Regions from separate parts of the Homo sapiens genome. Here all the other regions are linked to region 5. A link is a contact called in ENCODE Hi-C or POLR2A ChIA-PET data. All regions are on one chromosome and are shown on one strand. Each heading gives the region's core, a stretch centred on a gene start or an enhancer-like site at or near the end of the contact. The rest is flanking DNA. Distances are from core to core; before and after follow the strand shown.

Region 1 (3,540 bases), core at 320-2,819, 690 kb before region 5:
CTATTTATCCCAACCTGGGAAGTTGGGAGGAGTAGCTGTGAGTCAAGTATTATGGAAAGTCAGAAAAGGGCACAAGTAATTGTTTCCAGAGGAGGTGAAACTTGCCCCAGGCACTCAACAGCAGCAAACTAGGACCAGGTGCCTACAATCTCAAGGCAAGCACAGCTCTTGCCCTCGGGGGCTTAAATCCCAGGGCAGTTTAACTGGTTTGCGGACCACCTACTTCAGAATTGTCCTGGTGCTTGCTAAGATGTGGATTTCTCTTTTTCCCAGAGGATCTGGGAAACACAAAAAGCGGGGCTGCGTGTAGCACCTAGGTGATTCTGATGCACACTCAAATTTGACAGGTGAGCCGGGGGGAAGAAATGGGTGTGGGCAGTGGGGAACAAGATGGACAACGACTTGGAAGTCCTTAGTGGCCTGCAGGCACTGAGATTGCAGTTCAAGATCTTGAGCTTTGGGAGTTGTTACTCTCCAAGGGCTAGCTCAGAGCCTGAAACACAGTAAGGTTTCATAAATATTTGTGAATATGCGCCCGGCGCGGTGGCTCACGCCTGTAATCCCAGCACTTTGGGAGGCCGAGGCGGGCGGATCACGAGGTCAGGAGATCGAGACCATCCTGACTAACACGGTGAAACCCCGTCTCTACTAAAAATACAAAAATTAGCCGGGCGCGGTGGCGGGTGCCTGTAGTCCCAGCTACTTGGGAGGCTGAGGCAGGAGAATGGCGTGAACCCGGGGCAGAGTTTGCAGTGAGCCGAGATCGCGCCACTGCACTCCAGCCTAGGCGATAGAGCCAGACTCCGTCTCAAAAAAAAAAAAAAAAAAAATATATATATATATATATATATTTGTGAATATGCTGGCTGCCAAGATCGAAACGATCAGGAGCGTCAAAGGGAAAAACGAAGTCAGAGGCAGAAGAAAAAGGTGTTCCCCAGGCGATGAAAACTTTCCAGTAAGTTGTCTTGGAAAAGGCAACTCCGCGTAATAGAGGGACTTGGGGAGGTAGCCGCTGCGGGAAAGGGCGATGAGTCCTGGGGTGCTGCAGCGGGGGAGTGGGTAGGAGGCGCCTCCTAGCTTCCCCAGGGCGGCCGAGGCATGAGGTCACCTGGCACAGCAACAGCAGCAGCTGCGGAGGACGCGCAGGCGCTGCGGCGGGAGGCAGTGTCAGGCTCGGGCCCCTGGGGAATTCCTCCCCTCCTTTCCCCCCCGCACCAGTCCCCTAGAGAGGCGTACCCGGGTCCCGCCCGCCAGAGCCTGAGCTTTGTACCGCCCACCAAGGCCACGCCCCCTACCAGCTGTGGGGCGCCGCAGAGGTCCTTTCTTCGGCTCCGGAGCGGTCCCTCCGCCTTCCCCGCTCGAGGCCACGCCCCCGTGCTCCTGCCGCCTTATTTTCCCCGGAGAGTCCCGAGGCGCCGCGCCTTGGCCCTGCCTACAGCCCGAGGCCCCGCCCCCGGCGCCCCTCCCAGCCGTTTGAAGCGGCTCGGGCTGCGGCTGGCTCAGAGTGGCGCGGGGGGCGTGGGGCGGTGCTGAGGAGCTGAAGCCGTGGCCAGCTCGACGCCGGACAGTCCAGCGAGCAGCACGGCGGGAACCGGCAGCCGGAGCAGTCCCGGAGCAGAAGCAGCAGCAGCAGCAGCAGCCCTCGCCGTTCGCGGAGCGCAGCCGAGCCGGCCATGGCGTTGTCGATGCCGCTGAATGGGCTGAAGGAGGAGGACAAAGAGCCCCTCATCGAGCTCTTCGTCAAGGTGAGCGCTCGCCTCGCGGTCCCGCCCGGCAGATCCCCCGGCTCCCTCCCGGCTGCGGGGAGCGGCGTCCCGGGGCTCTCCTGAGGCGCCCCCGCTCGGCGCCAGCACCCGTCCCGCTGCGGGCACCCGCGCCCCCGGCCCATTGTCTGGGGGCCGCCCGCGCCTTCCCGCCTCCGAGGGCCCGTCGAGGGGTCCGGGTTGGGGACCCGGGCGGCGGCCACCGTCTCCAGCGCGTAGGCATCGGCGGACGCCAGACCAGCGTCCCGCGCCCGGGTGGGTCGGGAAGAGCCCACGGGCGGGACTTGCCTGCCCCGGGGCCCCAGCGCCGGGCGCGCGCGGGTCCTGTCACCACCCCCCGCCCGGGCGCCGGGGCCCGGCCCCACCCGCTCCCCAGCGCTCCGGTCCGCCGCCCGGAGCCCGAACTGCGGCCCGCCGCCCGATGAGCTTTCAAACGAACTTCTTTGAACGCGTTTTTGAAAAAGCATTTGCTCCCCACTGGTCTGAAACGGAAACTTTAATTTTCGATGCAATCTTAAACAAATTTACCAAAGAGCAGGTGCTCTTGGACCTTCGGAAAAGACCGAGATTCCCAACTTGTGTTTTTCTGTCTTGGGCATTTACTGGCTTTCTCGTTTCTCAAGCGCGGAGTGTTCTGTATGATGCAACATTTTGGCTTCTCCCCCCGGCGTTGCTGCTTCGGGAAGGATTGTGTGTGCCCTTTTGTTTTGAAAGAAATTGAGGGAGAGAATTCTTAACTTGCTTGGGCTTTAAAGGGTTGGTTTTCCCTTGTGTCTTCAGCTTTCATGTGTGGAATTTATTTGCTTACACATACTACCCCTCTTCCTTTGCTTTTCTCTTTAATACTTTTTATTTTAGCAAAGGAGAGAGTCGAAGTTATAAACATCTGGATCCAGCTCCTTCCCTCAAAACTTAAAAAAAACACTTTGAGCTTCTTCCAGCCACTTAAAAAGCCAGGCTCATTCAGAGCTAGGCAACATACCGGAAAGTAAATGGTCATCTAGAACTATTGGGTTCTTTTTTTTCCCCGAGTTTTTACTTTAAAGAAAGGACATTTCAGGATGTGTTTAAGAGATAGAGAAGGGCTGGGCGCGGTGGCTCATGCCTGTAATCGCAGCACTTTCGGAGGCCGAGGTGGGAGGATTACTTGAGTCCAGCCTGAACAAGATGGCGAAACCCTGTCTCTACAAAAAAATTCAAAAATTAGCTGGGAGCGATGTTACGCGCCTGTACTACTCTGGAGGCTGCGGTGGGAGAACTGCTTGAGCCCGGGAGGTCGAGGCTGCAGTGAGCCACGTCGCACCACTGCATTCCAGCCTGGGCGACAGAGCAAGACCCTGTCTCAAACAAAAGAGATGGAGAGAAGAAATAATCTGCATTTACCTCTGCAGTCTTCAGTAATGACTGGAACAGTGTTTGCCTTAGGATTTTCTTTCAATTGTCAATTTTCGATTTTTTTTTTTTTTTTTTTTTTGGTCCAGGGAACTGAAACAGCAGACAGGTATAGAACCCCCAAAATATCAAAGCGTTTCGGTTACTTTGAGTGGCAGATATAGTACTTTGAGATGCGTAGAATGTAGGAAGGAACCTGAAATACAAGAAAGGAAGGAGGCCGGGCGCGGTGGCTCACGCCTGTAATCCCAGCACTTTGGGAGGCTGAGGTGGGCAGATCACGAGGTCAGGAGATCGAGACCATCCTGGCCAACATGGTGAAACCCCATCTCTACTAAAAATACAAAAATTAGCTGGGCGTGGTGGCGCGTGCCTGTAGTCC
Region 2 (3,534 bases), core at 63-2,562, 800 kb after region 5:
ACCCTTCAGTCCATAAATTTATTCATTTAGACACCCTGTCTTAACATTTTTTTTTTTAGCCTTTACGTTAACAGAGGCTTCTGGTCCTAATTTCATATCATACCCAGGTTCATTTTCATTATCCATTAAATCTGCTATTTTATGTCTTCTATATTCTTATCTTAAAATACTAAAAGAGAGGACAAAGGATACAACCTTGGGGCACATCCCTAGGGTCTTTCCTCTAGAGTGACTTTTATTCAGTAATGAACTCACTTTGTCTGGCTCTTAAAGCTAAGAAATTATACAACTTTTTTTTTCCATACAACTTTTTTTTGGAGTGCAGGGGCACGATCTCGGCTCACTGCAACCTCCGGCTCCCTGGTTCAGGCGATTCTGCTGCCTCAGCCTCCCGAGTAGCTGGGATTACAGGTATGCGCCACCACACCCAGCTAATTTTTGTATTTTTAGTAGAGACGGGGTTTCACCATATTGGCCAGGATGGTCTCGATCTCCTGACCTCGTGATCCGCCCTCCTCTGTCTCCCAAAGTGCTGGGATTACAGGCATGAGCCACCGCGCCCGGCCTCCTATACAATTTTTTAGTATCTCTCCCTGCCAAGTCAGGTTTCTAGATACCCAGAATTTCACTATCTGAGATTCATTCCTTTGGCTGATGGTTCTGTTCTCCTTTCAAACAATTTTCCTGTCTGACTCTTCAAGCGCATATTAATGCAAATGGACTTAACAGTTCCTTTTCCTGTGGACCAAGTTTGGGGAGGGAGGCAGGACTGATCCTTTACCCTTCAACCTGAACCTTGGTCACAGGCTGACCACTGCGTCCAACCCAGACCAAGCCTTGACCCTGACTAGTCAGTGACCCAGGCCACACCCTAACTCCTGGTCACAACCTGAACCCCTGCTTCAGGTGTGAGAACTGATAGACCGGCGTTGGAATGGAAGGAGGGTGAGGCAAGCTGAGTGGGATTCTCGTGTCCCCAGCCCCGCCCGCGGGCCGCCAGCTTCCCAACCTGCACAGGCCCAGCAGGGCCCCTCCAGGTCTAGGTGAGCAGAGCTCCACCTACAGGTAAAACGCGGCAAGGGGCAGAGAAGGAGCCAAGTGGCGACGTGGTCATGCGCAGAAAGATCCGTCCGGCTCTCTGAGCAGAGGGTAGCGTGTGGGGGCGGGATACCGACGCGGCTCGGCTGCCGATTGGTCAGAAGAGGATAGAAAGGGGCGGGAAGCCGGCGCGGCTCGACTCCCGATTGGCCAGAGGCGGCAGAACGGGGTGGGGCCAAACGACGCGCGTTCTGTGGCGCGCGGCCTGGCGGGCGTGCAACGGCCGTTAGAGGAGCTGAGGGAGGGAACCACCGCTCACCGCAGACGTGGTGGCTGCAGTCAGTCTTCCCGAGTGAGGGATTTCGCCGCCCGCTTTCAGGCCCGTGTAAGTTTTCCTCCTTCGGGAGCCTCAGTCCTAGTGGCCGACCTTGCCTCTCCTCCCATAGCTCCGGCGAAGCCTCAGACGCTCGCGACCTGCCACCGTGAGGGGCCGGGGAGAGCGAAGCGCATGCGCCTCGGCTCCGAAGCCAGTGCCCCGGCATACGCCCTCTCGCGTCCCATTCCCCTCGCTTCCCCCGTTGCCTTGCTTTGCCGTCCGTGGTTCACCCCACGGCAGTCACTTTACCTGCGTGCCAGGCCCTGTGCCGATAGCCAGGGACACAGCGAGCGGCGCATTCCTTGCCCTTGCGGAGCGCACAGCCCTGGGAGTCGACGTTAAGCGGGGTAATCCCTCGGCGCGCAGTGAGGGTAGAGTGGAGAAATCTTACAAAGAGCGCAAAACAGAAGGCGCGGATCTAGTCGGAGAGGTCAGGGAGCCCTCCCCGAGGAGGAGAAGTTTGAGCCGAGATTGGAAGGCTGTGTAGAGAATTAAGGTTGTGGGACGGAAAGCACTTGGCGGGGCCTTACCCCGGTACTTCTCGGCCGGGGCGATTTTGCTTCCCTGGGGACATTGGTCGATGTCTGGAAACACTTTTGATAGTCACAGCTCCAGGGCTTGCTACTGGCATCTAGTGCGAAGAAGCCAGGGATGCTGTTACACAGCCTACTGTGTGTAGGACGCCCCCAACAACAAAGAAAAATCCCCCAAAATGTCAGTAGGGCGGAAGGTGAGGAAGCTTCCTTCAGCGAGAAGGAGCTGGTGCTTTGGTTGAACTGAAAGTTAGTGTGTTCAGGTTTATTTGTTCAACAGTATATTCAACGCTTACTTCACCTCAGTTAATGAGAGCGATCCTTTACACCAGTACATTCCCAACACGTGGCTCAGAGCCAGGCGCATAGTAGGCACGCAGTAAATTTCGGTTGATGAATTGAACACTGGGATAAGTAGGGGGCGGTGGTGATACAAGGACGATGAAGCTAGCCAGGCCTCATTTATTTGCCCTCAAACCTTGTCTGCTTTATAGTGATCTGGTGGTTTTGTATGTCTCACGACTTTTCTTTGTAAAGGCAACTTCTTGTCAAGGATTTGGCTTCTCTTTCACAAGGTTTAATGAATGATCAAGGCGGTGAAAATAGTGTAATGGTGTGAGATCCTTCGTGTGTCTGTGTCAGCTGTCTGTGTATCCCTTCAAATCCTCTCTTGTCTTGATGTGGTTCTCTTAACAGCTGCCAAGCATGATGTTCCACACTTAGATTGTAATTCTTTTTTTTTTTTTTTTTTTTGTGAGACGGAGTTTTGCTCTTGTTGCCCAGGCTGGAGTGCCGTGGCGCGATGTCGGCTCACCGCAACCTCCGCCTCCCAGGTTCAAGCGATTCTCCTGCCTCAGCCTCCCGAGTAGCTGGGATTACAGGCATGCGCCACCATGCACGGATAATTTTGTATTTTTAGTAGAGACGGCGTTTCTCCATGTTGGTCAGGCTGGTCTCAAACTCCCGACCTCAGGTGATCCGCCCGCCTCGGCCTCCCAAAATGCTGGGATTACAGGCGTGAGCCACCACGCCCGGCCACACTTAGATTGTAATTCTTATAGGGGAAAAATACTTACGGCAGTCAAAATCTAATTCTTGGGTAGCAACTTGAGAAATAAAGCCTAGGTGATGACCAAGGACAAAGTGAAGAAATTTTATGAGCTTTTACTGCTCATATAATTGAGGCTTGCAGCTCTAGCTGTCTGAGGCAGAAACTCCAACTTGTGGTGCCATGCTTGATCTCTTTTTTTGTGTTTTGTCACATGTAGAATGCTGACTAGACTACTGTAGCGTTAGAGTACAGTCCTGGCTTTGAAGCCTCTTCCTAGCCATATGACCTTCACTACTGTAAACCTTTATTTTCTCATCCATAAAATGAGGATAATAGTAACTGCCTCATAGGGTTGATGTGAACATGAAACATGAGACATGATACTTAAAAAGTGTTGAGCACAGTGTTTGATAGGTAGTAAGTGCAGAATGCATGTTAAATTTGTTGAATGAGTGACTGTTTCTGTAGTTTAAAGGGCTTTGAAGATGGAAACCAATCCTGTTGGGTGCTTTTTTTTTTTTTCCCCTCTGTCTGCC
Region 3 (3,690 bases), core at 1,153-3,652, 680 kb after region 5:
CTCTTCCACATAGCTTTTCATGGCTGCATAGTACTTTATCCTGTGTATGTACTATAATTTATTCAACCAGTTCTTTATCATTAGACATGTGAGCAGTTTCCAATCTTTTGCTATTCATTAATGCCATAATGAACAGCCCTGTACATACAGGTTTGTTGTTTTGTGTGTGTGTGTTTGCCAGTATATTACTAGGATAGATTCCTCGAAATCTAGTATTTGATCTAGGGTTACTGGATCAAATAATATTGCTATATATTGCCAAATTTCCTTGTTAACTGTTATATCACTTTGTCTTCCCACCAGCTATGTATGAGAATGCTAGCCTTAGGTGTATTTTGATACCATATCAGATTGAGGAGGCTGCAGAGATGAATCACAGACAAGGTTCCTGCCCCTAGGAATTCTCAGTCCTCCAGGAGGCCTAAAGGCTAAAAAAAATGACATAATAAGCAGGAGGCAGATTTACCCTGAAACTAATGAATCTTAAGCTTCAGAGTCCTTTACTTATAGGGACCCTTTCCAGTGTTCCAGATATGTGTTCACAGGGCCATTTTATAACATTTTTCCTCAGGAGGACACCCCAAATTATTTAAGTTTCAGGTCCCACAAGATCTAAACCCCCCTCACAGACTTAACAGTGAGCCTAAACTGGGGGCGAGAGTGGATTTCAAATCTCATCTGCAGCTGACTTAAGAGCAAGGGTTCCTATGATATTTAATGACTGAGACAAAATGAAAACGCTACTTTGATCGAGAGAGAGGTCCCTCCCCTGATTGGGATCAATAACCCACACAGGTAGTTAGCTGTCTACGCAGAGCCTTCTATATTTTCCCTCTACTTTTGAGGGCGGGAAATAAGTCTTGGCTGACACCAGTGTTTCCAGCAAACAGCTGAAGACTTGACACTTGGATGGCACTCAGGACAAAAATCTGAACAGATTACAGAACCGTTGTTGTTTTTTTTTTTTAAGGGGAGGGTGTGTTACACCAGGAATGGGTATTCAAGGTAGACACATCCCAAAACAGACACTTCAGTGAGAAGAGGCAGAGGTGTTTCCTCACCTGTAAAAACAGGATAATAAAACCTACTCTTGTGGGGTTTGGTTAGGATTAAGCAAGATCATTTATATAAAGACCTAACCCAGTGCCAGACTCTCGGGAGAAGGGGCATAAAGGACAGAAAATAAAATGAGTTGATCTTTGAGCACAGCGACAGGGATTTTTTGTACATCGTGCCTTACAGAGCGAGCGCTGGGAGGAGGAATCATCACCCTGCTGAGAAGTAATGGGTGCAGAATAAATCGAGTAAGAAGGAATGGACTTTTCTGGCGGATGCTTACTGATCTAACAACTGGATGACTGAGGAATGCGGTCCTAAGTGACCCCGGGCTGGCTGTGGGGCCAACAGCGTGCGGGATCTGACTAACAGCGTGTGGCAGCCGAGCGACTGCAGCAGCGGCGGGGACCCCATTGACTGTCCAGCCCCGAGAGCGGCAGGAGCGCGGTGGATCCTGGCTCGGACCAAGGCCTCTCCCCTGCGCCGACTGCAGACCAACCCTCCACCAGGAGCCTCGCGGGGGGGCGCCGTGGGCACCGCAGCCAGGTGCAGGCGCCTCCGCGCCCTCACTCCCCACGCCGAGGAGGTGGCCCTGGCTCCCTGCGGCCGCAGCCGGGGAACAATGAGGCGCCGGCCTCTTTAAGGGAGATACCACCGCGCCGGCGGGGCAGGGGACGGCATCCTCCCAGATGATCGCACCCAGCCCCGCGCCGCCGCCGCCGCCGCCGTCTCCGCAACTGCACCGCCCGCAAACATGGCTCAGTGACTCGGAGAAAAGCTGCAGTCTCCCTCCCGGCGGGGCGGACGCCAGGCCTCCTTGGTCGGGCCGCACCTCCCCGCAGGCCCGCCAAAGAGCACCGCGCCCCGCAGGCACCCGAGACCCGCGCGGAAGATGCACCGGGCGTTCCACCCCAGCGAGCCCCGCACCCCAGCCCGCAGCTCGGTAGGTCGGAAGGGGGCGGGTAGAGGGAGGGGAGGCCGCGGCCGGGCGCGCGCAGCCCCAGGCCCGGACCTGCCGCTGCAGACGGTCCCCGGGGCCGCGGGCCCTGAGCGCCCGCTGCGGCTGGAGGGTGGCCGAGCCCCGGCGTGGCGTGGCCTCGCGGTTCCCGAGCCCGGCCACCCCTGCGGGGAGCAGCACCAGTGGTGCGCTCCGGAGCGCGCACACCTCCGACGACTCCCGGCTCTGCAAATCCTCGAGAGAGGGAGGAGGCGAGCGGAGCGCCGGCCGCGCGCCTCGTCGGTGGCGCGGAACGTCCCGGCTCGCGCTACGGAAAGCCGGAGGGGGGCGGGGCCGTCGGCGTAAGGGGGTGTGTCCGCGCGCACCACGGGGGCGCGCGCCGGCTGCTGACTGGAGGCGGCGGCAGCGGAGGCGCGAGCTGCCCGATAATGGCGGCCTGCAGAGCCCATGAGAGGGAGAAGCGGCAGCGTCTACCCTGAGGTAAATCTGGCCTTTCGGCGTGGCGGAGAGGTCTTGCTGCAGAGCCGATGGCCCTGCATGTGCCTCCCTCCCTGGGAGGCTTGTCACAGACGTGTCAGCGGAGTCATCCTGGGGAAGGCCCTGCGCTCCTCAGGCCACCGACCCCAGTCGCGGCCTCCTCTCATACCGGGGCCACCTCCCCCCGGCCCTCAGCCCCCAGCCCCGAGGAGTTGAGGCAACTGCAGGGCTGGCTCCTCAGAGCGAAGGGGCTCAGGAGGCTCCCCTCCGGGCTTCATCTGAGCACGGCCGAGGAGGGGGAGGGCCTGACACTTGGCCAATGAGCGCGGCCTGAGCCGCCGCGTCGGGCAACACCTCTGGCCGCGACTGGCCCTTCCCGGGCGCCGGCAGGTGTCTGGCCTGGCCGGCTCGCGTCCCAGCGCCTGGTTAGAGCAGCGGGAGCGAGGGCCCGCCACTTTCGGTCGAAAGTCACTTAGGTTCGCATCGGATGCATCATTGGATCCGGGATCCCACGGGTTTCATAAACACCTCTCTCCTCCCTATTCAGGAAGGTGCTCTTCCCCATGGGGACTGTACCAGGCTGGAGAGGACATGGCACTGCTTCAGAGACACGAACCACCTTGAGTGGATGTGATTGGCGATCCCCGTAGAGCAGGAAAGCTCGTCTGCTGTGCAGCCGGCGCAGAGGATTCTGTGGCAGGAAATTAGACACTAGGAAATTCAGTAGCGATTTGAAGGGTGGGTGTCCAGTTAGAGGAAGTGGGACTGAACACAATCTCAGAAGTCATTTCTTTTTATTAAATCTATCCTGTAGACTTAAAGCAGTGGATCCCAACTTCTCAGGCTCTAGGGTCAGTAGCCTTTTGCTTCCCCAGCTGTACAGAATAAATATTGTACAATCTCAGGTTACTTTTCTAGCCCGTGGTCACAATCTACAAATGAGAATTCGTTCATGAAGTTGGTTATAATCTAGAAATTCTTTGGGCGCTGAGGAAGCCCACTTTAGACTTTCTCCATTCAACACATGAGCATTTCTGTGCAGGGCCTTTGCCCTCGCCTTTAAACCGTTCAGTAAGTTGAATTCCCAAGAACTCTGTCAGAGAGCCCCTTGATATGCAGGATCTTTGTTGGCAAAAATGACCTAGAACTAAATAGATATTGTTTACTCCAGCTGTCTTATGACTAGGAAAAAGGAAACA
Region 4 (3,268 bases), core at 175-2,674, 930 kb before region 5:
CCAGCACTCTGGGAAGCCAAGGCAGGAGGATTGCTTGAGTTCAGGAGTTTGAGACCAGCCTGGGCAACATTGTGAAACCTTGTCTCTACAAAAAGTAGAAAAATTAGCCAGGCATGGTGGCATGTGCCTGTAGTCCCAACTACTCAGGAGGCTGAGATGGGAGGATCACTTGAGCCTGGATGGTTGAGGCTATGATTGTGCCACTGCACTCCAACCTAGGCAACAGAGCAGACCCATCTCAAAACAAACAAAAAAACACCAAAAAAAAAAAAAAAAACAACCCTCAATTTTTGCAAAAGTTGCTGTGTTAGAGGAATTTAGAGAAAAAATAATTACTATAGTCCTTAGAGTGACCTTGACAAAAGAAGCAGCTTGCCATCAATATTAGTTAAACGAATGAAAGTGAAGAACTTAGTTTAAGACAAGATGGGGAGCAGGAGCAGCACGGTTGGAGGCAGCAGGAACCACAGAAGCAGCAAGCAGGAAGTAGGAGGGGCGATCTGCTGGACATACCTCGGTGACTATGCTGGGCTCAACTGCTGGGGAGCCCTTGGGGTCATAATCCAACCCTGATTTCTTAGTTTACATCTAACAGGGATTAGATGTGCTGTACACATTTTAGTCCATCTTCCTGCCCCATGATGCAGGCGCTGAGTGCCTTTGATGTTAAGCTTCACTGTGCCTCACTTTGCCTCTGAAAGGTCTTGAGTGGGTAATGAGAGCTGATTTTCTTCTAACTGCACATTCCTTTTTTTTTTTTTTTTTGAGACGGAGTCTTGCTATGCTGTCCAGGCTGGTCTCAGACTCCTGGCCTCAACCGATCCTCCCACCTCTGCCTCCTGAGTTAGCTGGGACTACGGGTGCGCACCACTGCGTGACTGCGCGTCCTTGTAGGTGGGAGATGAGCCCAGTTATTTTCCCTGCTGTGTGACCCTGCTTCCTTCTCTGCCGGCTAAGGGAAGAGACACCAGCTGCCTTCCAAGTTGGGCTCAGGAGCTTTGTCATCATAGTTGTTATTGGTGGTAATAATACCTGCCAATGTAAGCCTCGGTCCTATCACTGAAACTCGCTCAACAGCTTAGACCCCGGCTCTTCCCTTTGCGTAATAGTTGTAATCATGTCCCATGGTCTCCTAAGGCGTCGGAGACAAGCAAGACTGCGTGGAAGGGTTTTTACACGAAAAAGAAAGCATTAAACATGTGGATTGTATGACAACGGTAGATAGGGCATAGGGTGAAGAGGAGTAAGAGGAGGAGGGAGAGCGGGAGGAGGGAGAAGAGCACGAGTGGGGAGGAGAGGAGGGGAGGGGATGGGAGGGGAGGGGAAGGAGTGGGTAAGGGGAAGAGGGTTGTACCCGCCAGGGCGGGACCCAGCCTGTGCCGTCCCACACCTTGTGCTAGCTCCAGCTCAGCTACCTGCGGCCGCCTCTCCTCGGGCAATGAGGCGCCGGGAAGCCCACAGCATCTGATAATATCCGGGCCGCCGGTTGCCGGGAGGTGAACCGAGGTAAACTCGCCGCGCGCGGGGCGCAGTGTACATAGTAACCAGCCCTGAGTAAACGTTCGTCATATTCCTATGAGCTGCTCCGGGGACTGTCCTACGGGGCTAGCAGGAAAAGGAGATCGGCTCTCTCCGCTCCCGGTGGAAAACGAGAAGGTCGCCAGAGGTCCTGTTTTCGGGGTGATCTAAAGCCCCCGCCCCAGCGCTACAGCCCAAGCCCCCCACAGGCTGGGGACCAGGAACCCGGAGGAGCGGGAGGAGGGCGCGCGCGGCGAGACACCCCCACCCCGGCCCCCGCGCGCCCCCGCCCCGGTCCCCGCCCGGGTCCCCGCCTTGTCCTGGGCTCTGGCGCCTGCGCCGCCGTGCGCGCGCCCTGCCAGAACAGGAGGGGACGAGGCGGGCGCGCGGCGCCGGCAGCCTAGCTCAGCCGGGACACCGCCCTAGTCCCAGCCCAGGGGGCCGCTCTCGCCGGCGTCGAGGGCGTGGCGGCGAGGCTGCTGCTGCAGGCGGCTCCCGGCTCTGCCTTCGGCCCCGCCCGCCGCCCACCAGGCTCCCAGAGGCCCCGCAGCTCGCGCCGTCCGGCTCCCCGCAGCCCCGTCGGGCAGCCCGGGCCCGTCCGCTGCCCTCCCGGCTCCCGTCCTGCGGCGGCGGGGCGTGCAGGTGAGGCCCCACGGCGCCCGGCCTCTCCAGCAGGTTTGCACCCAGCGCGGGGCGGGGCGGGGCGGGGCGGGTGGGGGGGGTGGTGCATGAAAAGTTAAAAAAAAAAAAAAAAAAAAAAAAGCCGCCCCGAGAAGTCCGGGAGGGGTGGGCACTCCGAGCCGCGGGACCGGGAGATGCTACCGCGCGCGACCTCGCCTCCCGCGACCTCGCCTCCCGCCGCACCCTTCTCGCGCGCGGGGTCTAGTCTGGCAGCCTCGAGGGTGGTGTCCCGGAAAACAAAACAAAAATGTTTTGTCTTCTCCACCAACGATTTTCTCCCACCAAGTGTGTTTGACCTTTTGAAAAGCCGACAGGCCCAGCCTGCCTGTGAAGGCAGGAGCGGTGTAGGGGCGCCTGGAAGGTGGAAGCCCCCTGTCTTTCTCCCTTGCCCCGCTTCCCCCACGGTGCGTGGATCACCATCGCATTAGTGACTCCCTAACTTCTTGAAACTTGTCTGTCTGCTTCTGTCCGCCGCCTGGACAGGTAGGGCAGGAGTGATCTGTTCCAGGTTGATTCTTCTAGCTTCCGTGCAAAATCTGATCATCTCCTTTAGAGATTAGGATTCTAGTGTAGGAAGCAATCCAGATCCGTGTTTCAGATACAAACAAGGATTATTTAAAGTGATGTTTTCCTGTAGTGCTGAAAGCCAAAAATATTCGCTTCCACTTGTTGGAAGCCACCAAGTACACCACATTTATTTGAACTTTTCATAGAAGTCTCTGATGTACTATTTGGCAAAAGAAGCAATTGATTTATCTGTAGCTGTGATTACATACGATGTAAAGTAATTTGTTTTAAGACTATTTCATTGGCTTTGGTTCAATATCTTAAACTCTGTAAACACATAATTCAGGAGCCAGATATGCATCACACAAATGTGTTCTTTTTGGTGGGGATTTAAATTGATCTAGAAATGGGCTTTCCATCCAGGAAGACTGTGAAAAGCTTGAAAACTGAGTCTCTTCTTTAGCCAGGTCATCAGCTTTACATTTTACTGCATTGGCAAGCCTTGCCTTTTCTTTTCTCTTCTCTTCTCTTTTCTTCTTTTTGAGACAAGGCCTCGCTCTGT
Region 5 (3,634 bases), core at 364-2,863:
CTGGGACTACAGGTGCCCGCCACCATGCCCAGCTAATTTTTTGTATTTTTAGTAGAGATGGGGTTTCACCATGTTATCCAGGATGGTCTCCGATCTCCTGACCTCGTGATCTACCCGCCTCGGCCTCCCAAAGTGCTGGGATTACAGGCGTGAGCCACCGCGCCCAGCCCTTCCTGGGAAGTTTTAAAAATGCACTGGAAGACTAACTGCCCCATTGTCGTTGAGGGATTACACTGATAAAGCTACTGGATAGGACATTCTGCAATATTTTCAGAAATATTTATAAAAGCTGCATTAAAACATGTAAAAATGCTTATGTTAAAAACAGTATGACTACTATTCTAGTATGACTACTATTCTAGTATGACCACTATTCTATTTAATAGCAATAGTAACATTATCATCCATAGGGGAAAATTGGAAAACAAGCAAATACAATAAAATGTCAACTGTATTTGTGTTAATGTGATGAGACTCATTGGTGTTTTTTCCTTTTCGGCCACTTTCCTACATTTTCCCCAGTTTTCTCTAATGATAAACATTCTTTTTATTTCTCTTAAAAAAAAACACCATGCGGACTTTTCTAAGTGTTACTTTGCCATACGTACGTGGCAGGGGAGTTATAAGGAGTAAATGAGCAAATACACGCAAATTACCCAGCACGGTGCCTGGCATAAAATCGGCGCTCAATGAGTACGAAGCGTGAAGGGTCGCCGGCCCCGCGTCCCCGCCTTGCAGGAGCCCGGACCCGCCGAGCAGGCTCCCGGTCCGGCCCGGCCCGGCCCGGAGGCCGATGCTTCGCGGTAGTGCCCTCGCGGGTCCTGCGGACTCGGCGCCCGCGGGGCCCACAGCGCTGCCCAGCCTGTGGACGTGGAGCCCGGGCCGCACCGCCGCACACGCCCCGGGCATCTCTGCGCTACGTCGCGCGCCCCCACGGCTCCGCCCCGTGGCGTAACCCGGGGCGGGGCCGCCACCTCCGATTGGCCGGCGCGCTGTCACCACGTCGCGGGAAGCTGGCAGGGTGTGTGTCTGTGTGCGTGTGGGGTTTGCTTTGTCATTCGTACCCCCGGTGCGCGCTGACGCGGTCGGCCTGGCCGAGCTCTCCAGCATCCGCAGAAGGGTCCCCGGCGCTGTTCCTGGGATGCTCCCTTACATAATGACGCGACTGGCTGAAGCGCACGTCAGCGCAGACACCGCACATGCCGCAAACCCGGGCCTTCCGATTTCATACATTGCTAGACGAGAGCCTACAATGCCATGCCGTACGGTATGCTCTAGTAGGGATTACAATACAATGAAACGCAACCCAATAATAATAAAGCATACCTTCGCAACAAGGCGTAATATAGGATGTTATATTTATAGGGCCTATTTATAAGCCTCTATTTAAATCTTTTCTGATAGGCTCAGCCGGGGACCCAGACACTATAATGATTGGCGCATTCTTCCGTCCTTCAAAGGGGCGGGTTCTAGAGTCAGTTTTGCCTCAGCGGGCCCTGGGATTGGCCGACAGCGGTTTACCGGTGGCTTCTATTGGCCTCCCGGGCCGTCCGTCGGAGCCGAGGAGGCGGGGCAGGCGGCTGGCTGGTGCTGGGCGGGCGGGCCCCGGAATTGTCATTTCTTTGTTTCCGAAGGCGGAGGAGGCTCCGAGCCCCCCCTCCCCGTGCTACCCCCTCCCCCCGGGTGCTGGCTCCATGTCTGTGTGACCGGCCTCAGGGGTAGAGTCCAGGCCCGACGCGGGGCGGGCCAGCGGCGGCGGCAGCTGAGGTGAGAGACGGCGGCGGCGGCGCGGGCACCCGGCCCCCCAGCGGGAGGATGAAGCGGCGGAACGCCGACTGCAGTAAGCTCCGCCGCCCCCTAAAGCGGAACCGGATCACCGAGGGCATTTACGGCAGGTGAGCGGCTGCACCCCCACTCCGCGGGCGCGGGCCCTGCGGTCCCCCTCCAGCTCCGAGGGGCCTGGCCCCGTTATGTAACCCCGAGTAGGCCGCACGCCCGCGCCGGGGGCTCTCCTAAGGAGCGCTGGCCCCGGAGCCGCTGGCCCGCCCGCCGGGGTCCGCCCCGGGTGCGCGGGGCGTGGCGAGGGTCGGCCCGGCCGGGCGGGCAGGGCGCGGCGGGCGCTGGCTGAGGGAGCCGCCGCGCCGCCGTTGGAAGCGCCGGGCCCGCCGGGGGGAGGGGCGGAGAGCCCCCAACCAGCCCGGCGTTCCTCAGCATCCCGGCCATGCCGCTGGGCCGGGAGGGCCGCTTCCGGGACCTCTGACTGGCCGCCGCTGGCCCCCGAGCCCCCCGGTGGCCTGGGGGCTTGCCGGCCGGAGCCAGGAGGCGCGTGGACCACAGCGCGGGGGGGTGGGGGAGGCTGACAAAGTTGAGAGCCCACTGTGGCCCCTCGTTCCCCCAAGCTGCCAGCATACTGGCCTGGGGCCATGCTGTCACTTCTTTCACCTTCTGCTTCCCATATGGGATCTCAAACTTGGCACCCAGGGCTGAAGCTGATACCCCCAAATCATGCCCTGTGGCCCTGCTCCAGATTCGGAAGGGTCTGATGACCAGTTTTTCAGCAAATATTGTTTTGACAATTCCAAGCAGATAGCTTGCTTTGAACGTTTTTAAAAAGGGATTTTCTCCAAACTCTTTTTTTTTTTTTTCATCCGCAAGAAAAGCAGTGTCCCTTTAAATAGAAATTGAATTCAGTCCACCGGTAGAGAAAGACAACAGGTTCATGGGGCAACTTACTATCATAGCTTCCCCAAGTCGATTTGTGTACGACTGTTATTTTCTGGTTCTTCTCAGAATGTTACTTGTAAATGGTATTTGCCTTGATACAGATTTCGGTGGAGAAGTAATTAGTTTACAAAGAAGAATTCTCAGCATGTGGATGTAGGCTTAATTGAGTCCTCATGGTGTTTTACAATTAGCTTCTCTAGCTGTGGGATTTCAAGAAATATGTGAGGTAGCTGATGACACCCAAGTTGTCTTAACATAACTGTACACCTTGCACATGCTCTTGTTTACAGATGTGGAATGATTGCTTTCCACAAGCAGCTGACTGATGTAAACACTGGGGATTTTCTTCAAGTTTAAAAGCATTAAGGAATCAAAGTAAAAATTTCTTGGGTATATTCTTATAAAATGAGCCATAGAGCATAGGAGTAATTCATTCATTCATCAGTTATATATACTATGTGCCAGGAACATTTCTAATCAGTGAAGATAGAGCAGTGAGTAAAACAGACTCTAATCTATGCTGGATGAATCGAACTTGACCATTTTAACTTGAACTGTGAAAGCAAACAATTTTTTCTACACATAGATGGAGGAAAGGTCTCTTCAATTCACGTTACATACACTATACATTCTTGAATTAAAGAAAGTTTTTCCCCTTTGGCTATTGAAAAATATTTGACCAACTTAACATTAATGGTAACATAAAAATAGGAAAGGGATATTAAACCGAGTTGGTAGACTTAGCACAACTGTGGCATTTGAATAGCTGCTATTTACAGTAACATAAGATGATGTACCTCCATTTATAGCAAGAAGATTGAGAGTCCCATATTGTTTACGTGTTTTCTGCTGTATTTCCATTTCTCTGTACTTGAACAAATAGACCCAGTTTACAACCTGCGCCATAATA
Region 6 (3,591 bases), core at 895-3,394, 600 kb after region 5:
GACACAGAGCCAGAGGGCCCTGGCAGCCCCTCAGGTTCCCAGGGTTGAGGGGACCCCAGGTCATGAGGTCCAGCCTCTTGCATTTGAAACCACCCCAGCAAGCCAGGCAGCCTCCTCTTTAGGAGTCTCGTTGAGGCTTTCCATGGACTCTTTTGAGAAATTGTTTTTGTGGCCCCTGGAAGCTTTCATGCCACACTTCCAGCCAATTCCAAGTCTTGGCTCCCGCGCCCTCTCCCCTGAGTCCTGCCCGGGCCCCTCAGCCAGGCTGCCCCTGCCTCCATTTCCCTGGATGTTCTAGGCATTTAGGAGGTCCTTCCTCACAGCTCACTTGAGTCCCTCCCCAGGTGGACTTTGCCTTTCTGGTGTGGCAGAGCTTCCCAGAGCGGATGGTGGGCTTCCTGACGTCGAGCCATTTCTGGGACGAGGCCCATGGTGGCTGGGGCTACACTGCTGAGAGGACCAACGAATTCTCCATGGTTCTCACCACAGCCGCCTTCTACCATAGGTACAGACCCCTACCCTGCACAGGGATCAGAGTATCAGAGGACCAGAGACCCCACCCCCACCCCGAACGGAGCAGAGTGGCCTAGACCCCAGGGATCCAGGTTCAAGGCCGAGATCTGCCACTTCCCAGCTGTGGGATCCTGGGCAAATCTCCTCACTTCTCTAGAGTTTGTTTTCTCATCTGTAAAATGGGATGGATTCACCTCCCAGGGCTGGTGTGAACATTAAATGAAGTCCCTGGCACAGAGGTTCCACAAATGGTAGCTATTGTTATTTGAAGTAGAGCCATGCAGTGAGTAAGGGCAGTGTGTGGGTTTGCTGGTGGTGGGGTGACAAGAAAATAGTCCTGATGCTTTATGAATGTGGATGTTATGAGTTGGGGAACATCCCAGACCTTCCAGAAGCTGCCTGAAGTGCTCCGGTCTTAGGGCAGAGACTGAATTCTGTAAGACCTCTTTAGAGGGGTTCCTTAAACATGTTTAAATCAAATATGCATAACGTGGAACCTCTTATAGATTACTCAGGAGCTCTGCAGGGAATTCTCAGTAGAGTGAAGAATTACCTAATGTCTGCGAGATGAGGCTGGCCTGTCTGAGGGCCGTGTGAAGTGAGCTCACCCGGAGCGGTATCAGCCTGGTTCATCCACAACTGTTCTTTGGGCTTCCATGTTTGATGGCTTTGAAACCAGCTGATCCAAACCCATCTAATTCTGGCTCTGAGTTCAGCGCTCAGAGCCCAAGGATGGGGGGCCCAAGGAGCTGTGAGGGAGAGGGCAGGGAACACACCACTAACTGCAGATAAGCCACGGGGCACAGCACAATGGAGAGCTGTTCACGCCAGGGATGGGAGCTCTCTGAGGCAGCCAGGGCTCAGAGGCTTGGGGATGGGGGTCAAAGGGAGAGGTGAGGTCAGGAGGGAGGAGAATGGGGCCTGGGGATGGATTTGGCTGCAGCCTCTCCCTGTCTTTTCCTCTTGCCCAGGTATTACCACACTCTCTTCACCCACTCCCTGCCCAAGGCTCTGAGGACCCTGGCAGATGAGGCACCCACCTGTGTGGACGTCCTGATGAATTTCATAGTAGCAGCAGTCACCAAGCTGCCCCCTATCAAGGTGCCCTATGGCAAGCAGCGCCAGGAGGCTGCTCCACTGGTGAGGGCTGAGGGGGATTGGTCGGAACTGGCAGGGATTGGGCGGGGATGCCGGAGAGGATTCCCTCTCACTGTCTAATTCCAGTCTTTCTTGCTGCACGGGCGTGGGGAGTTCGGAAGGGCAGAGAAGCCCGTTAATGCATTGCTTCTTTCCCTCTTAGGCGCCTGGGGGCCCGGGGCCCAGGCCAAAGCCGCCTGCCCCAGCCCCCGACTGCATCAACCAGATAGCGGCAGCGTTCGGCCACATGCCCTTGCTGTCCTCTCGTCTGCGTCTGGACCCGGTGCTGTTTAAGGACCCGGTGTCCGTGCAGCGCAAGAAGTACCGCAGCCTGGAGAAGCCCTAGGGGGGCGACCCGCGGAGACCCCAGCAGAGGTCGCAGCCCAGCTCCCAGGGGGCCCGGCGCCTGCCGGCGGGCTCCGCTCTTGGGACACCGGAGAACCTATCATGTCAGCCAGCGGGCCCACACGTCGGACCCCGGTTGGCCAATCACAACAGGGGGGCGTGGCCTTACCTTCTCCTGCTCGCCCTCAGCCGCGGAGCCTCTGCGGAGGCTGAGCCCCGCGACCGGAGCGCCGCTCTCCGCTTCTCCACCCAGCTAACTTCTGCTCGTCTTTCAGAGCATTGTCTCCTCCAGGGACTTGCCTGGCCCTCCTCCCCCTCCGCCCCCAATGGGTTCGGTCTCCTTTGCGCTTTCGCAGTCCAGTGTTTGCCGCGGTTCCCGCACGGTCAGGCCCCAGGACTGGCTTGCGAGCCCCGGGGGGCGGGTCGTGTCGTGTCCTTTTCTCTCTGGCTAGGCAGGTGTGCCGCAAATATTTGACGAATAGATGGATGGCAGACATTAACTGCGTGCCTGGCCCTATGAGGGCGGCGGCGGGACAGGGTGAGCGGAGAGACAGAACTGTCCCCGCCCCACCCCGCCACCCATTCCTAGGGTTCCTAGTCCCGGGAAGGCAACTACCCAAAGACGCCTGGGTTGTCAGGCTCAATCCTTGAGCCTCAACCAAGGAGCAGAGGGGTGCGGGTAAACGAGGAGTGGGGCGAGGAAAGCGGGATGGGAACAAGTGGCCTGTCCCCGCACGGCCCGCGGCTCAGCCTCGGCCGTCTGCCCTGCACTACCAAGGCCGACCACTAGAGGTCAGCGTCGCGCCGCACTCTTCACCCGCATGTCCAGAGGGCGGCCGGGATGTGGAGGGTGAGCGCTGTGGGCAGCTCGGGGGCTGAAAGCTGGGAAGAGAAATCTGAAGAACAGCCCCATCTCTTTCGCCTGCACACTTGGAACTCAGCAAGAAGGGACTGTTTCTAGGTGGGCTGGGCGCGAGCAGGGACTGTCCCGAGCGGTATAGGTGAGAATGGAGTTGGGGGGGGACACTAGGTCCTCCGGGGTTCACCCACCTGGAGCTGGAATTATCACTTCCGAAATAAAGCGCGTGTCCTTGCCCCCTCACGCTCCAGGCTATAAATACCCTTACAGCAGCTGCTCGAGGGAGGGGCTCAGGGCTCAGGGCTCGCCTGGGAGCGCGTGCGACTCCAGAGGGTGAGGGTGGTGGGTCCAGCCCAGGTCCAGGGTGTCAGGTGTTTTCCTGCTTTGATGGCCTGGCAGCTCTGGAAACTCCCGTGACTGTCTCACTGGCAGGAACATACTGTCCCCTTAGGCCTCTCCAAGGCCTTCCACCCCCACCCCCCAGCTTGACCTCGGCGGGCCCCTGGATGACTCAGGTCCTCCCTAGAGCCAGTCACAGCTGAGTGGCAGAGTGGGTTACCCTTGGGAGGCGTGGTGCTGTGAGATGCTTGAGGTACAGGGCGGACTGGAAATTAAAGAGGTGGGGGAGAGGCAGTCCGGCCCGGAGTCAAGAACTGAGGGTGGGTGGGAAAGCATACAGCTGGGGCCCAGGCAGCCTTCCCAGGGTGGGGAGGGCGCTGGATGCCAGGCCCAGCCAG
Region 7 (3,546 bases), core at 52-2,551, 700 kb before region 5:
ACCTGGGAGGCGGAGGTTGCCGTGAGCTGAGATCACGCCACTGCACTCCAGCCTGGTGACAGAGTCAGACTTCGTCTAAAAAAAAAATAGCTGGGCTATTACAGGTGGCGGGTGCCTGTAATCCCAGCTACTAGGGAGGCTGAGGCAGGAGAATCACTTGAACCCGGGAGGCAGAGGTTGCGGTGAGCCGAGATCGCACCATTGCACTCCAGCCTGGGCAACAAGAGTGAAACTCCGTATCAAAAGAACAAAAAAACAAAACAGACTGTCTCCTGAAATCCGCAGAGTCCCCTCTTGCTATCCTTGGAATCCATCTGTGGCTCCCACCCCTTCCATTCACTGTTCTGGCTCTTTTAAGAGATTCCCCTTTCGGAGAGACCCTGGCTCCACCTGGAAGGAGCCAAGGCTGACTTGCCCCGGTGTGCTGCCAGCCAAGTGGCTGTTTCCACAGAAATGAGCACCTCCAAGCTCAGGGAACAAAACTTCAAAGATGCCCTCTGCCCGTCCTGGTTTGCACTCCCTCCCTCCAAAGTGTCCACATGAATAAGCTCTCCTCTCCCATTCAACCTGCAGGACCCCAGGCCAGGTGAGGCAGGCAGCTGCTCTTCACTCGTTCCTCCCTGCACTTCCGCACCAAGAAGAGAGGCCACACTTTTTTTTTTTTTGAAACAGGTGTGTGCCACCAAGCCCAACTAATTAAAAAAACTTTTTATTTATTTATTTGAAGAGACAGGGTCTGACCATGTTGCCCAAGCTGGTCTTGAATCCCTGGACTCAAGCAATCCTCTCACCTCAGCCTCCCAAAGTGCTGGAATTATAGGCGTGAGCCACCGCACTCAGTGAGGTCACCTTCCTTCCTTCCTTCTTTCCTTCCTCTCTCTCTCTCTCTGTCTCTTTCTTTCTTTCGATGGAGTTTTGCTCTTGTCGCCGAGGCTGGAGTGCAGTGGCGCGATCTGGACCCACTGTAACCTCCGTCCCCCCAGATTCAAGTGATTGTCCTGCCTCAGCCTCCCAAGTAGCTGGGATTATAAGGCATGCACCACCACGCCCAACTAATTTTTATATTTTTAGTAGAGACGGGGTTTTGCCAAGTTGGCCTTGAACTCCTGACCTCAGGCGATCCACCTGTGTTAGCCCCTCAAAGTGCTGGGAATACAGGTGTGAGCCATGACACCCTATACGTGTAGCTTTTTAGAAAGCATAACAGCACTCTCCCCTCCACTTTCAAAAGTGGGCCCCAGCGGCTCAGACTCCCTTGCCAGTTTCACTTTGGAAAGATGCAGTATGTGAGCAGTGCTGTCTTATTTCCCAGCTGGCCGGCCCAGGAGGCCCAGCCCCAAGGACCAGACACTGTGGGTTGGCCTCGGGGACGATGATCTAAGACAGCTGGAGTGTCTTCCTGGCTGTTAGCAAAAGAGAAACCAACTAATTCACCACAAAGTCCTTAAAAAGAGAAGTAATAGGATGAGTTCTGGCACCTCACTTAAGTCCAACAGGAGTGGGGAAATTCCCCTAAATATCACTTGGGGATCCAGCTTTTCCCTCTCTTTGAACCTCTTTGATGTTTATTTAATGTAATTAATTAACTTATTTAAATTTTTGAGACAGGGTCTCACTCTGTTGCCCAGACTGGAATGCAGTGGCACAATCACGGTTCACTGCAGCCTCGACCTCCTGGACTATAGCAATCCTCCCACCTCAGCCTCCCGAGTAGCTGGCACTACAGGTATAAGCCACCATGCCCGGCTAATTTTTTGTACTTTTAGTAGAGCCAGAGTTTCACCATGTTGCCAGGCTGGTCTCCAACTCCTGGGCTCAGGTGATCCTCTTGCCTGGCCCCCATTTATTTTAATTTGAAGTAATTTCAAACTAACAGGAAACTTGCAAAAATAATGTAAAGAACTCTTAAATACCGTTTACCCAGATTCATCAATTGTTTTGCATTTTGCCACATTTATTTTCTCTTTCTACAGAGTAGATATGAATCCATATCTACATCTATATAGAGAGAAAATAAATGTGGATACATATCTATATGTATATATGGAGATAAACTGATAGACATAGATGTGGATATACACATACATATAATTTTTTTTTTTTTAAGATACAGAGTCTCGCTCTGTCGCCCAGGCTGGAGTGTGGAGTGCAGTGGCCTGATCTCGGCTCACTGCAACCTCTGCCTCCTGGGTTCAAGCAATTCTCCTGTCTCAGCATCCCGAGTAGCTGGGAATACAGGTACATGCTGCCACGCCCGGCTAATTTTTTGTGTTTTAGTAGAGACAGGGTTTCACCGTGTTGCCAGGGCTGGTCTTAAACTCCTGAACTCAGGTAATCCGCCCACCTCAGCCTCCTAACATGCTAGGATTACAGGCGTGAGCCACCGCACCCAACCCTTTTTATTTTTATTTATTTATTTATTTTGTTTTTTTGAGATGGAGTTTCGCTCTTGTTGCCCAGGCTGGAATGCAATGGCGTGATCTTGGCTCACCGCAATCTCCACCTCCCCGGTTCAAGCGATTCTCCTGCCTCAGCCTCCTGAGTAGCTGGGATTGCAGGCATGCGCCACCACACCCAGCTAATTTTGTATTTTTAGTAGAGATGGGGTTTCTCCATATTGGTCAGGCTGGTCTTGAACGCCCTACGTCAGGTGATCTGCCCGCCTCGGCCTCCCAGAGTGTTGGGATTACAGGCGTGAGCCACCGTGCCTGGCAAGTTATCTTTCTTACAGAATGTTCTTCAACTCAGGTGAATCTGACGTCTCCTCATGAACACATTCAGCTTTGCATTCTCAGCTGGAACATTACGAAAGTGATATAGTGTGCTTTGCAGGGCGTGACTTCGGGAAGCACCTGAGGTCTGTTTGCCTGGAAAGGGTGCTGTTAATTTTGATCACCTGGCTAAGGGGTGGTCTAGTTCTGCATAAGTTACAATTTTCCTTCATGCAAGCTATGAGCAATCTGTGTGGACACTTTTAGGTCCTGTAAATGTACTGTTCCTGCTGATTCTTGTAGTGCTTATTTCTTATCAGCAGGAATTGATGCTTTGGTCCCCCTCTTACATTCTTCATCCTTGCCATCCTCCCGTGCTGTGGGGACTGGGACGGAGCCTCCCTTAGCCTGATCTATCAGCACTGTGCTATGAGAAGCCATTGATGCTAACAAGAGATGGGTTCGTGGGGCTTGGACATACTCAGCCCTCTCAGGAGCCTTACTGAGTGAATCCAGGGACACTGGTCCCTATACTGTGGGGCGGATCCACCAGTTAAAGGATAAGGGCAGGCTCAGGGGAAGAAAAGACTCCTTCCCTTGGCCAGGCGCAGTGGCTCACACCTGTAATCCCAACGCTTTGGGAGGCTGAGGTGCGTGGATTACTTGAAGTCAGGAGTTCGAGACCAGCCTGGCCAACATGGTGAAACCCCGTCTCTACTAAAAATACAAAAATTAGCCTGGCGTGGTGGCAGGCACCTGTAATCCCAGTTACTCAGGAGGCTGAGGCAGGAGAATCACTTGAACCCAGGAGGTGGAGGTTGCAGTGAGCCAAGAT

Evidence for each region. A loop is a pair of places that touch in the nucleus more often than their neighbours do. ChIA-PET counts read pairs that join two places held with the same protein, here RNA polymerase II (POLR2A). Pooled maps may share reads with other maps.
Region 1: a loop to region 5 is called in a map of OCI-LY7, with 4 times the contacts of the local background. The contact joins the promoter of CLIC4 here to the promoter of MACO1 in region 5. A Hi-C loop is called at or near these places in 3 of 168 maps with a recorded cell type or tissue (CD4-positive, alpha-beta memory T cell, OCI-LY7 and naive thymus-derived CD4-positive, alpha-beta T cell), 13 of 37 single-sample maps with no recorded cell type and 11 of 50 pooled maps.
Region 2: a loop to region 5 is called in a pooled map, with 9 times the contacts of the local background. The contact joins the promoter of CEP85 here to the promoter of MACO1 in region 5. A Hi-C loop is called at or near these places in 3 of 37 single-sample maps with no recorded cell type and 10 of 50 pooled maps. POLR2A ChIA-PET finds 5 or more read pairs at or near these places in 1 of 52 experiments (naive thymus-derived CD4-positive, alpha-beta T cell).
Region 3: a map of CD8-positive, alpha-beta T cell shows a loop between it and region 5 (28-fold over the local background). The contact joins the promoter of PDIK1L here to the promoter of MACO1 in region 5. A Hi-C loop is called at or near these places in 1 of 168 maps with a recorded cell type or tissue (CD8-positive, alpha-beta T cell), 4 of 37 single-sample maps with no recorded cell type and 15 of 50 pooled maps. POLR2A ChIA-PET finds 5 or more read pairs at or near these places in 3 of 52 experiments (H1, activated CD4-positive, alpha-beta T cell and activated CD8-positive, alpha-beta T cell).
Region 4: a loop to region 5 is called in a map of naive thymus-derived CD4-positive, alpha-beta T cell, with 8 times the contacts of the local background. The contact joins the promoter of RCAN3AS here to the promoter of MACO1 in region 5. A Hi-C loop is called at or near these places in 1 of 168 maps with a recorded cell type or tissue (naive thymus-derived CD4-positive, alpha-beta T cell) and 7 of 50 pooled maps. POLR2A ChIA-PET finds 5 or more read pairs at or near these places in 2 of 52 experiments (activated CD4-positive, alpha-beta T cell and naive thymus-derived CD8-positive, alpha-beta T cell).
Region 6: a loop to region 5 is called in a pooled map, with 14 times the contacts of the local background. The contact joins the enhancer-like site here to the promoter of MACO1 in region 5. A Hi-C loop is called at or near these places in 8 of 50 pooled maps. POLR2A ChIA-PET finds 5 or more read pairs at or near these places in 3 of 52 experiments (H1, HepG2 and RWPE1).
Region 7: a loop to region 5 is called in a pooled map, with 4 times the contacts of the local background. The contact joins the enhancer-like site here to the promoter of MACO1 in region 5. A Hi-C loop is called at or near these places in 2 of 50 pooled maps. POLR2A ChIA-PET finds 5 or more read pairs at or near these places in 3 of 52 experiments (CD4-positive, alpha-beta memory T cell and activated CD4-positive, alpha-beta T cell).

Annotation. Positions count from the first base shown.
Region 1 is chr1:24,743,878-24,747,417 of GRCh38, forward strand. It overlaps CLIC4 (chloride intracellular channel 4), which reads left to right and starts at 1,570. Exons shown (of 6, transcript NM_013943.3): 1 at 1,570-1,748. The coding sequence starts at 1,677. RefSeq lists enhancers at 879-1,484, 1,485-2,090 and silencers at 1,172-1,881, 1,982-2,141.
Region 2 is chr1:26,232,888-26,236,421 of GRCh38, forward strand. CEP85 (centrosomal protein 85) reads left to right here and starts at 1,313. Exons shown (of 14, transcript NM_001319944.2): 1 at 1,313-1,423. RefSeq lists enhancers at 1,512-1,661, 1,982-2,041, 2,132-2,181.
Region 3 is chr1:26,109,422-26,113,111 of GRCh38, forward strand. PDIK1L (PDLIM1 interacting kinase 1 like) reads left to right here and starts at 2,403. Exons shown (of 3, transcript NM_152835.5): 1 at 2,403-2,494. RefSeq lists silencers at 1,417-1,696, 1,757-2,396 and enhancers at 2,447-2,676, 3,057-3,166.
Region 4 is chr1:24,500,958-24,504,225 of GRCh38, forward strand. It overlaps RCAN3AS (RCAN3 antisense RNA), which reads right to left and starts at 1,425. Exons shown (of 2, transcript NR_144360.1): 1 at 1,391-1,425. It overlaps RCAN3 (RCAN family member 3), which reads left to right and starts at 1,879. Exons shown (of 5, transcript NM_013441.4): 1 at 1,879-2,193. RefSeq lists an enhancer at 565-664 and silencers at 1,268-1,440, 1,722-2,221.
Region 5 is chr1:25,429,284-25,432,917 of GRCh38, forward strand. It overlaps MACO1 (macoilin 1), which reads left to right and starts at 1,614. Exons shown (of 11, transcript NM_018202.6): 1 at 1,614-1,895. The coding sequence starts at 1,816. It also overlaps a transcript of RHCE not described here. RefSeq lists silencers at 640-1,079, 1,470-2,129.
Region 6 is chr1:26,033,352-26,036,942 of GRCh38, forward strand. EXTL1 (exostosin like glycosyltransferase 1) reads left to right here. Exons shown (of 11, transcript NM_004455.3): 9 at 345-505; 10 at 1,485-1,653; 11 at 1,814-3,113. The coding sequence ends at 1,996. Among named protein-coding and RNA genes, the nearest start is that of SLC30A2, 11 kb to the right of the region's middle. RefSeq lists enhancers at 1,034-1,764, 2,263-2,332, 2,343-2,432, 2,443-2,582, 2,863-2,962 and silencers at 1,823-2,122, 2,067-2,230. Within about 2 kb of position 2,145, at least 29 of the 41 ENCODE cell types and tissues checked have a DNase peak (open chromatin) inside an H3K27ac peak, as active enhancers do.
Region 7 is chr1:24,726,355-24,729,900 of GRCh38, forward strand. No RefSeq gene overlaps it. Among named protein-coding and RNA genes, the nearest start is that of CLIC4, 17 kb to the right of the region's middle. Within about 2 kb of position 1,302, at least 24 of the 41 ENCODE cell types and tissues checked have a DNase peak (open chromatin) inside an H3K27ac peak, as active enhancers do.